Regions from separate parts of the Homo sapiens genome. Here region 1 is linked to region 2. The links are chromatin loops, found by intact Hi-C in ENCODE. Cell type or tissue: PC-3. All regions are shown on one strand. Each heading gives the region's core, and the rest is flanking DNA. Links, peaks and the distances in the headings are about the cores only.

Region 1 (5,385 bases), core at 115-5,114, 57 kb after region 2:
CCTCACAAATTGATTCTGCATCCACACTGTGTAAGTGCTCATCATAGCAAATAAAATAAGTGCTCAACAGGTTACCTATATCTGTCCGCTTAATAAAACAGCTATAGCAGCTATAGCGTAACAAGATCATTGCTTAATAAAGATGTAAACATTGTGTATCTATATGCCATAATTAAAACTTCCTTCAATTCTTCCAAACAAATAGTTATGAGAATGTAAAATGGTTCTAGGCACTTTGTATCAGAACCAACGTAATCAAGAACACAGTTCAAGTGTAGGTCTCTAATCCATTTTTTGGTAACCCTTCCCATTCTGCTGTGATGCAACTTTTTGTTGTATAGCCTTTTTACCAGCACTGGGTACCCCAAAAGTGACACTAGTAATGCTGAGGGAGAAGGAACTACTATTTTTTTTTTCCAGACAGGGTCTCACTCTGTCACTGACACTGGAGTGCAGTGGCACAATCACTGTACTCACTGTAGCCTCAACATCCCAGGCACAGGTGATCCTCCCACCTGAGCCTCCAAAATAGCTGAGACTACAGGTGCATGCCACCATACCCAGCTATCTTTTGTGGAGATAGGGTTTCACTCTTTTGTCCAGGCTGGTCTCTAACTTCTGGGCTCAAGCAGTCCACTCACCCTGGCCTCCCAAAGTGCTGGGGTTACAGGCATGAGCCACTACCTGGCCACTAGGGCTGCTACTTCTTTACTTGAAAACCTTCAGTAAATCGACATGTTTTATTGCTTTTTAAAAAAATAGGTCAGTTTTAAAGTCTTACCTTCTTTTCTTCTTTGTTCCAAGGGAATTACTATACTAGTGCCATCACCATATCAACAGACTACCTTTCTCTTTTTTTTTTTTTGAGACTGTCTCACTGTGTTGCCCAGGCTGGAGTGCAGTAGCACAATCCTGGCTCGCTGCAACCTCCACTTCCTGGGTTCAAGTGATTCTCGTGCCTCAGCCTCCCAAGTAGCTGAGATTACAGGTGTCTGCCACCACGCTGGACTAATTTTTGTATTTTTAGTAGAGACGGGGTTTCGCCAAGTTGGCCGGGCTGGTCTTGAACTCCTGGCTGGAATTACAGATGTGTGCTGAGGAGCTGGGATTATAGATGCGCACCACCACACTTGGCTAATTTTTGTATTTTCAGTAGAGACGGGGTTTCGTCAGGTCAGCCAGGCTGATCTCAAACTCCTGGCCTTAAGTGATCTGCCCACCTTGGCCTCCCAAAGTGCTGAGATTACAGGCGTGAGCCACCACATCCAGCCCTCAATAGACTACATTTCTAAGTGATAAAAATACAAAGGCAACCAAATAACCTGTCTCTGTTTTTATAATGTAATGCTATACTGCAGAGGGAAAAATCAGTTACATGGCATTTTTTACACTTTAAATTTTGATAATGGTACCCTTATGCTCAAAGAACTAGAGAAAAAATCATGCTACTATAACCTTGAATGAGGTTTTTAAAAATAGTGGCAATGTTATTTGAAAAAGCCAAAGGAAATGAAATTTTTAAAATTAAAGTATTTTAAAATTACAATTGTTTCAATTACTTAGTTTTAATACCGCGACTAAGTAATTTACTTTTTTTCTTTTTTTTTGAGACAGAGTCTCACTCTGTCGCCCAGGCTGGAGTGCAGTGGCGCTATCTCGGCTCACTGCAACCTCCGCCTCCTGGGTTCAAGCAATTCTCCTGCCTCAGCCTCCAGAACAGCTGGTGCTACAAGCGTGCGCCACCATGCCTGGCTAATTTTTTTTATTTTTAGTAGAGATGGGGAATCACCATGTTGCCCACGCTGAAGTAATTTACATTTTAATTGATTTTACTAAGTTAGGTTTGGTTTTACAAAGAAACCAAGTTCTTCCTAAGATCTTAAGTATACAATGAATCAAAACAAAGAACCGACTTTATAAACTGGAAGCTACAGAAAATCAAAAGGAAGAAGAGAAATATGTTTGTATAGCCTGTCATTTTCTCCAGGTATGACACAAAAAAATCTCTACTCAAGCTAAACACTGGACTTCCACAATTGTTAGAAATTTGGAGCACATTGCCTAACACATCTCCAAGGAACTTGGTTAGTTTCCACCAGTTAAACTATAAAGATTTTGTTTTGAGAATTGCAGACTAGTCATAATGAGTCACAATAATACACGCCAACTCCAGGACAACAGTTACCTCTAGCAAGTGAGGTAAGGGTTAGGGGGTGGGGGGTGGGGAGAAATCTAAAATGTTTTCTAGCTTTAAAGAAATATGGCAAATGTCAACACTTATGAAATACAGCTGTTAGGCATAGGTTAAACTATTCACTATACTTTTCTGTAGGTTTGAAATATTTCACAATTAAAAACTGGAGAGTAAATCATAAGTTTTAATAAGTTTGTGATTCCAAACCTTAATATTATCCTACACTGCGGTTTCTTTTAATCCTCCTCATCCCAACCTCAGATTATTAAAGCTACCACATATTTATGCATGAATACCTGAATATGAAGAGTGCAAACACTGCTTTTACAAATCTCTTTCTGGCCACTAAATAAAGGAACATTTTCTGCTATTAGGTTTAACTTTTCAGAGAGCAGACCTGGCTCAGGCAGTTGGCAGTAAAATACAAAACTAAATCTCTGCAGTCAGTCACAACCTTGGTGGCAGTTCAGGAAATAAACACTAAACTCATATATTTTTGTTCCTGTTTGTTCCTCCTCACAAGTATAAGATTGTCAGAAGCTGGTATGATTCCAAATGTTCAGTGGCAAGGCTGTTACTCAAAGGAGTAAGCAAAAAACAGAGCTTCCTTACTCCTTCCATAGGGCCTTTACTAGCGGAGTGAGAAAGAACCACTAGCTGCCAAAGTGAATGGGACTTGAAGATGGCTGCCCTGTGAAATGCAGTGATGAAAGAGACAAGCTGGAGTCACCACAGAGCATCTATCCAGGCAGACCTAGCAGGATTTCTATTACCTACTTAAAGAGACTGTTTTAACATATATTTCTAAATATCAGGAAATAGGGGCTAGTCACACAATCTCTTAGAGCTTCTGTCATATCATCTGCAAAATGAAGATTTTTTAAAAGTCCCTCCCTCGTGGAGTTGTGAGGAGAATTAAATAAGATAGTAAATACAAAGACAGGTTGTATTTACTATCTTATTTAATACAGATTTATTAAGACAGGTTATCCACCAACAGAAGTGGAATAAATACCTAAAAGTGTAAACTATACCTAAAAGAAATAGTTTAAAAGTGGTTCAAATCTGGTTAAAAAAATATGTACTGTATTCATTTTTTCTTTTTGAGACAGAGTTTCGCTCTTGTTGCCCAGGCTGGAGTGCAATGGCATGATCTCGGCTCACTGCAACCTCTGCCTCCTGGGTTCAAGTGATTCTCCTGCCTCAGCCTCCCGAATAGGCGGGATTACAGGCACTCACCACCACAGCTGGCTAATTTTTTGTATTTTTGGTAGGGACGGCGTTTCACCATGTTGGCCAGGCTGGTCTTGAACTCCTGACCTCAGGTGATCTGCCCACCTTGGCCTCCCAACCTGCTGGGATTACAGGCCTGAGCCACGGTGCCCGGCCCCTGTATTCTTAAAACCAACAATAAACACTGAAACAGGCATGCAATTCAGTGTTACGCATGAGGTTCCCCTAAGAAGCACTGGGGGGAGGAGTGTCTCTATTAGGTAGGCCATCCCAATAAAAAGTGATCAACACTTCACCAGGTATTTTAAAATGGAGCTTGCAATCTTTTCACACTACCACACACTAAATTAGCATTCTTCAAAGTATGGTCTATAAATCCCCAGGGGTCCTCAAGATCATTTGGGTGTCCACAAGGTCAAAATATTTTCTTAAAATATTTAATTACCTTTTTCACTGTGTTGATATTTGCCAATAGTGCAAAAGCAACGGTGGGTAAGGCTACTGGTACCACCACAAATTGAGGCCAAATGGTACCAAAACTGTATCACTGTTTTGCTACTACACTAAAGTGCTAGGTGTATTCTTCACCACCTAGCACTTGCAATTTTTTAAAAAGTCTGTTTCACTTCACAATGTCCTTGATGAACAGTAAAAACTGTTTTTATTAAATTTCAACCCTTGAGTATGCATCCTTTAACATTCTGTGACACCAAATGGCAAATGCACATGAAATGCTTCTGCTGGACACTAACATAAGATGATTGCCTCAAAGAAAAGCATAGTTGCAACTGTTTGAGTTGAGTGCTGAGCTAGCTACTTTTGTTGTGGAAGATCATTGTTACTTGAAAGAATGACTGACAGACAAAGCATAATTATTCAGATTTGGGTATCTGAAAGATATTTTTTCAAAAATCAATGAAAAAAGCCCATCCTTTAAAAAAAAAAAAAACAGCTGACAGGATTTGTTGTCATTAATAAAATTCAACTTTTTAAGTGAAAATTAAAGTCTGAAGAACTTGTACCTATCACCATAAACTTAACAGCTCCCCTATATTTAAAAACTTTTCTGATAAAATCAGTAGTGATGCTAATGAATGTAAATTTTTGATATTCTATAATGAAACGTGTCAACATTCAAAAGAACTACATAATTCAGGAAACCAATAGTCTCCAGATGATGGATGTATGATGCTACAAAATCATGTCTGGGTAAGAGATTCATTCCAAATACAAGACAGACCTGTGAATTTAATGTAAGAGAGTAGAAAAGGTTTGCTAATAGTTTCAGATTCTATACTGCAAGTGACCTTTAAGAAACTACCACTTGCAGAGTTTTAGTGTAGTAGCAAAAGAATGTCCACAACTATCTGAAAATGCTACTAATTACTCCTCCCTTTTCCAACTATGTATTTATAAGAGGTAGATTTTCTTCAGATACTTCAACCAAAACAGCAGATCTTTACAGATTGAATACAGAAGTAGAGATGAAAATCCAGCTTGTCTTAAGCTGTCAGACATTAATGATGCCTGCAAAATGGCACTCTTCCCACTATTTTTTTGGAAAATCGATTTTTAAATAAAAATGTTAGCACATAATGTATAAAAGAGCCCTGAGACCAAAAAGTTTAAGAAATGCTCCATTAAAGTGACAACAGTAATTAAATTATGATAGATAAGGTAAATAAAGCCTCAGAAAGTCCCACTGCATATGCAGCTGGTGATAATTCAGGAAACAGAGTGTAATTCATGTTTTAAACCAGTGACAAGAAAAAAAGTTCAATGAAAAAGTACTTTGAATGCTTATAAGCACACATATAAAGAAGGCTTAATTCAAACCTCTCAAAATCATATACCTGATATGATATTCCCCCAAAAATAAGGGAAATGCACCAAATTAATGTTTCCCATTAGCACCCAACAATCCAACTTAAAAATGAAAACATGGCCAGGCATGGTGG
Region 2 (5,385 bases), core at 162-5,161:
ATTCCTTATCCAAGCTAAAGTACATTTATGTATCATGATATGTTATACTAAAGACATGCCATTTTAAAGAGAAGGGGGCTTCTTTCATTGAGATTCTAAAATTAACTTGGAATACATTAAATAAAAGTCAATTCAATTTTATAAGGACTCAACAAATAAAAAACTTAACAAGGGAAGGGCCCTTGTTAAATTCCCAAATAAACAAAATCCCAAAGGATTTTGTTTGTATTGTATGTATTCCTTTTGTTAACAGAAAAACATTGTTAACTTCAGATAAATCTCCTAAAATGAAAGAGGCTAAAAAGGTTATGATAAACATTCATTCGTGCAATGAATACTTACTGAGCACTATTATGTATGAGACACTATGCTAGGTGGTGGAGATATAGTCAGTATGTCATAATTAATTAATTAAGGTAGTCACACAATGGTAAGTGTTAAGAATACAATAAACCTGAGTAATGTCATAGCACATAATTAGGTGGTGGTAGTGGCGGCGGTGGGGAGAAGTCTATACTATTTCACCCAGCAGTGGTCGAGAAAGGCCCATCTGAGGAGGTTCCATATAAACTGAGAGAACTGCATGGTTGGAAGGGGGCTACCAACTGAAGATCTGATGAAAGATATGTGTTTAGACAGAAAGAAGGGCCCTGAGATGGGACTATACTTGTTCTTTTTGACAGATAAAAGGTGGCAACTATGGCTGCTGTCTAATGAATGAGATGTGTAGTGGAAGAAGAGGTTAAAAAAGCTTCAGGATCAGATCAAAGTTCTGAAGGCCAGATGATGCAGGATTTGTACATTTTATTTTAACTGCAATAAGCAGGGAAGTGGTATGACTAGATCTACACTAATGAGTCTGACCTGTGAGGGATGGTCCATAGGGGGAAGGAAGGAGCTACTACTTAGGAGGTTACTGCAGTAGTGGAGGCAGGGCCAGCTTCATGAAGAGGGAGCCTGTGCAGTCATACTGGGACCCCACTTGGAAGGGCCCTGAGCTTGATTTAATGCTCCACTGTCACTGATTTCATTTTTATTAAAATTTCTATAGTTTTGGGGGGTACAGATGGTTTTTGGTTACATGGATAAGTCCCTCAGTGGTCTTTTTGAAATTTTTAATAATGTATGAACAAAAGGCCCCATATTTTCATTTTGCACTAGGTCCTGCAGATTATATAGTCAGTCCTGAACTTATATTCTGGAGCAAAAATGGCAGCTTAGAATAGTGTAGTAGGATTCAGGGTGTATTGTGTTGGTACAACTAACAGGACTTGGTCATTGACTAGATGTGTCTTGTCAAGAAAAGAAGAATCATGGATAACTCCCAGGTTTTTTACCTGAGAAACTGCGTAAAAAATGGGTAAGACTGGGGGCAGGGAGGACACTGCATTAGAGGTGGGCTAACAACCAAGAATTCAATTTTACGCATGTGAAGTTAAAACACGAAGGAGACATCCAAGTAGAGCTCTGAAGGGGAATGGTGTACATGAGTGTAAAGCTCAGGAGAGAGGTCTAGAGGGGTCTAGGCCAGAGATACAAATTCTGGGGTTTCTCTCTCTATATATATACACACACAGACACACACACACACACACACACACACACACATACATTTTAAGCAGATGGGATCACTTACCAAGATAAGGTCGGAGGCAAAAAGTTCAGACGGTAAGTAGGAGCCTACAAAGATGACTAAGGTCAGTAACCAAAGGAGAAGAATTGTACCAAAGACAGAGCCCTGAAGGAGACCTAGGAACCCCCCTCAGAGTAAAATACACTCGATCAGTGACTCTTACTAGATCAAGTCTAGCCCGTTCAGTCTGGCACAAAATAAACTACCATCAGCCCAACCGACCAGGCAATTCTATGTATTCCTTTTTCTGTCCATCTCGGCTTTACCAGGGTGACCTCTACTAAGTTTCCCAGAACACTGCTATTGTTTTATCCCTTCCTTGGTTGGGCTGTGCCATTCCTGCCTGGGAGCCCTCCCTCCACTCTTTATCTAGTCAAAGTCTACTGATACTTATATGGTAGTATAAGTATGGAAAATACTTATATGATGAAGTTTGACTTCTGAAATCTAGTATTTACTGCCTGTGCCAATTTCTCACACAGCATAAAATAATACCCTAAATTATTAGTTACATTAAATTAGTATGATCAATTTTCCAAGAAACATAAGATCTGGTTGCTTTTTAATGTTACACTGCTTAGTATACACTAGATGCTCAGTAAACATCTGTTAAACAAATGAGTAATAAATGGCACTCTGAAGCTATGAAATATAGGGAAGTAACAAAAGCAGATAAATCAACTTGGCATGCAATAGCTTAAAAAAGAATGAGTCATTGTGATCAAACCCTGGGCAGCTTGTAGGACACAAATGCATAAAGCCAAATCACATGCTTTTCATTCCTTTCTTTACTTAACAAGTATTTATCACGCACCTACTAGGTGTCAGGTACTCTTCTATTCATGAGAAACACACCCATAAATGAATCAGACAAAAAAGGTCTTTGCCCTAATGGAGCCGCGTTCTACTGGGAATACTGCTCATTGGCATATTTTGTTTTATGTAACCTCACCACGCCCATATATGTCATCCTTTCCCGTTTTTCTGACATGTACTATTTTTCAGTTTGAAAAGTTTCTGCCTGAACATTATTAATTCCTTCCTTTGGGATTTCCTCAAATATATAACACATTAAAAGAAAAAGGTTTTAGACATTTTGAGGCTTTCAAGTCATAAAAACAAAAGTGTACAATATATGACAATAGAAATATCTGGGGTACATTATAGATTAGCAGATCTTCAAAACAGCACAACTACTAGTTCATTAAAACTACCCACACACAGCATTAGAGATTTCACATAAACTTCAGAAAAGTAAACTTCACAGACTCGTAAAATCATTTAATGTCCTACCTCTCCTGCAGAAATATGGAGCTTTGAAATTCAATTCAATCATGCTATCAAAGTTCGCTTTTAAATTAAAAAATCAGAAATTAGATAAAAATTCCAAACTAAAAGAATGAGACCATTTTACATCTTATATGAATCTTGTATTTATTTTATAATGTAACGGAACCATGGTACTAACAATGTTGGTTTAAGTTGTGGGACTTTGAAGGTCATTCAATAAGAGGGAGGAGAGAGACAGTACCAGCTGCTCCTTTCTCTTTTCCTACGAATAAGCCAGGCAACCTTTTGAAACTGAAAGCTGAAAGAGGTAGCTTGTCAGCTGATTCCTTTGGAATCAATCAGATGTGGGTTCAAATTCCAGCTTTGCCATTTACAAATCATGACCTTGGGCAAATCGCAACTTTTCTGTGATTCAATTTTCTTTTTTGTGAGAAAGGAAATGAGATTTTTTTTTTTAAGGATAGTCACTAAAAAGAACTTCTAATTCATAAAATATGAAGCCATATAAAAGTGAGGGACCCACTATGCAGGCTGAACCATTCTAGCTGAAAGTCATTTCCTTTGAGCAGCCTTTTTTTTAAAAAAAACAAAACAAAACAAAAAAACCCCCAACATCTTCTCTTTCTCTACTTAGAAACTCAAAGATTCCTTAAATAATTCAAGTTTTCTTTACAATACATCCCATGGCAACTGCATTACAGTCTCAAGCAAGACAGATAGAATGTAACACACTTAGGAGTCAGGTGTTCCTGTACTGTCAGTGACAAACTACTAGGAATATTTAAATCCTGATCATCCCAAAGTCTAAATTAGTTCTTCCTAATAGTAAGCTAAAGACTTGATTAACAGCATTTAACAATCCCAGACCATTCGGCACCCCATCAATTCAATTCCCTAAATGAGACCCTTTTTCTTGAACAAAGAACATGTGGTATCTTTTCTGCATTTTCAAATGTTTCAGAAAAATCAAAGACCAAGAATTGAAAATTCCAGTGCCTGCAAGGACAGGCAAGTTTATTTGAAATTACTTAAATTTTAAGTAAACTGGTAAGAAAATAGGACACATTGGCCTGCAGCAAACTGGAGGGTGCAGCCCCTTCCTAGATCAGCCTGTTTTATAGTGCACAATGACGTTGTGTTAAAGGGGCACATTCACATGAGAGATGGCAATTATCGTGTCAATTTTCTGACAGATGGCAGTAATTTCTTGTTTAACAAAATCTGTAAATTACCACAATTTTCTGACAGATAAAAATAAAAACACTTGAGGAAGGAGCACCTTTTTCTAATACGTACAAAGATGCCATATGGGCTAGTCAGTGACTGTCCTGCTCCTGCCTAAGGGAATTTGGTCACTTCTGTGGGTCACCTTCAGCACCCATTTTAAATCCTCAGAACAGATCTCTAACAAATGCAGCTAGGTCAGATCTGCCCATTTGGCCCACGAAGCAGAGATGGTTGTCCTGGTGACAAATCCTCCAGCAAACTAAAACGATTCCTTAATTTTGTGTTTGGGGCCAATCTATAAATGGTTTAATTTCAGTGAGTTCTCTTTCTTTCCCATGGGGAGAAAAAAATCTGCCTACTCAAATTACTTGAACAGGTAATCTAATGGCTTTTATTTCACACTTAGTAATAAAAGGTTTAAAACCAAATACCCAGTTTGACTTATGCCCATTCATTCTTAAAATATATCCAGAATTGACAGGCTAGAAAAGATCAGAACAAGATAAAAAGTAGACACCTAAAGACAGACATTGCTAAGGGGAAAAAGTAAAAACAGGAGATGCCTGGATAATAAAGACAAACTTTCCATACTTCATAGTTTTGCCTAAGGTTAACCCTGTTGATTTTCAACTGTGAGTGAACAAAGAGAAACTGTGTGCTGAGGTATTTTTATCCTGCAAAGCTGTAAGGCTTTGTAGAAACACCATCACATGCCAATACTGCTTCTCAGGACTTATAATTTGAATTTTAAACAAAGCTAACTAAAAAAGAGTATCAATTCTGGAGATTCATTAACCAAGGTGTAACTATAAATCCTTAACTTTAAAATGCTCATCTTTGGTTGCTCTACTAGTGTTAACTGAACATAAAGCTGTTAGAATGAAGATGAACAAGATACAGTCCCTGACCTCAAGGGGCTCACAATCTAGCACAGACAGAAACAAAAGTAATAAAGGTAAAATAAAAAGCAAAATGTGAGTAATGGTTTATTTTAAAAAGTGTAGCTGGAGTTTGGTGGACATGGTACTTATTCTGTGTGAAGAGAAACGGTCAGGGAGATTTCCCATTTGAGCTGAATCTTTTTTTTTTTTTTTTTTTGAGATGGAGTCTCGCTCTGTCACCTAGGCTGGAGCGTGGCGGCGTGATCTCGGCTCACTGTAACCTCCACCTCCCAGGTTCAAGCAATTCTCTGCCTCAACCTCCCGAGTAGCTGGGATTACAGGTGGCCACCACCA

What was found. A loop is a pair of places that touch in the nucleus more often than their neighbours do. Peaks named below come from ENCODE experiments on the same cell type or tissue, not always from the same donor. Only the 100,000 strongest peaks of a DNase experiment are listed, where the experiment ranks them.
Region 1: a loop joins it to region 2, with 4 times the contacts of the local background. A loop is called at or near these places in 3 of 110 quality-filtered maps.

What each region holds. Positions count from the first base shown.
Region 1 is chr13:45,159,758-45,165,142 of GRCh38, reverse strand. All of the region lies in intron 4 of GTF2F2 (general transcription factor IIF subunit 2), which reads right to left. Among named protein-coding and RNA genes, the nearest start is that of KCTD4, 39 kb to the left of the region's middle. In PC-3, for the core only: no CTCF peak of the experiment used is centred there; a DNase peak (open chromatin) is centred at 2,132; H3K4me3 peaks cover 1,213 bases; H3K27ac peaks cover 2,967 bases.
Region 2 is chr13:45,217,161-45,222,545 of GRCh38, reverse strand. The region is part of intron 5 of GTF2F2 (general transcription factor IIF subunit 2); the gene reads right to left. Among named protein-coding and RNA genes, the nearest start is that of KCTD4, 19 kb to the right of the region's middle. In PC-3, for the core only: no CTCF peak of the experiment used is centred there; a DNase peak (open chromatin) is centred at 2,435; H3K4me3 peaks cover 744 bases; H3K27ac peaks cover 3,364 bases.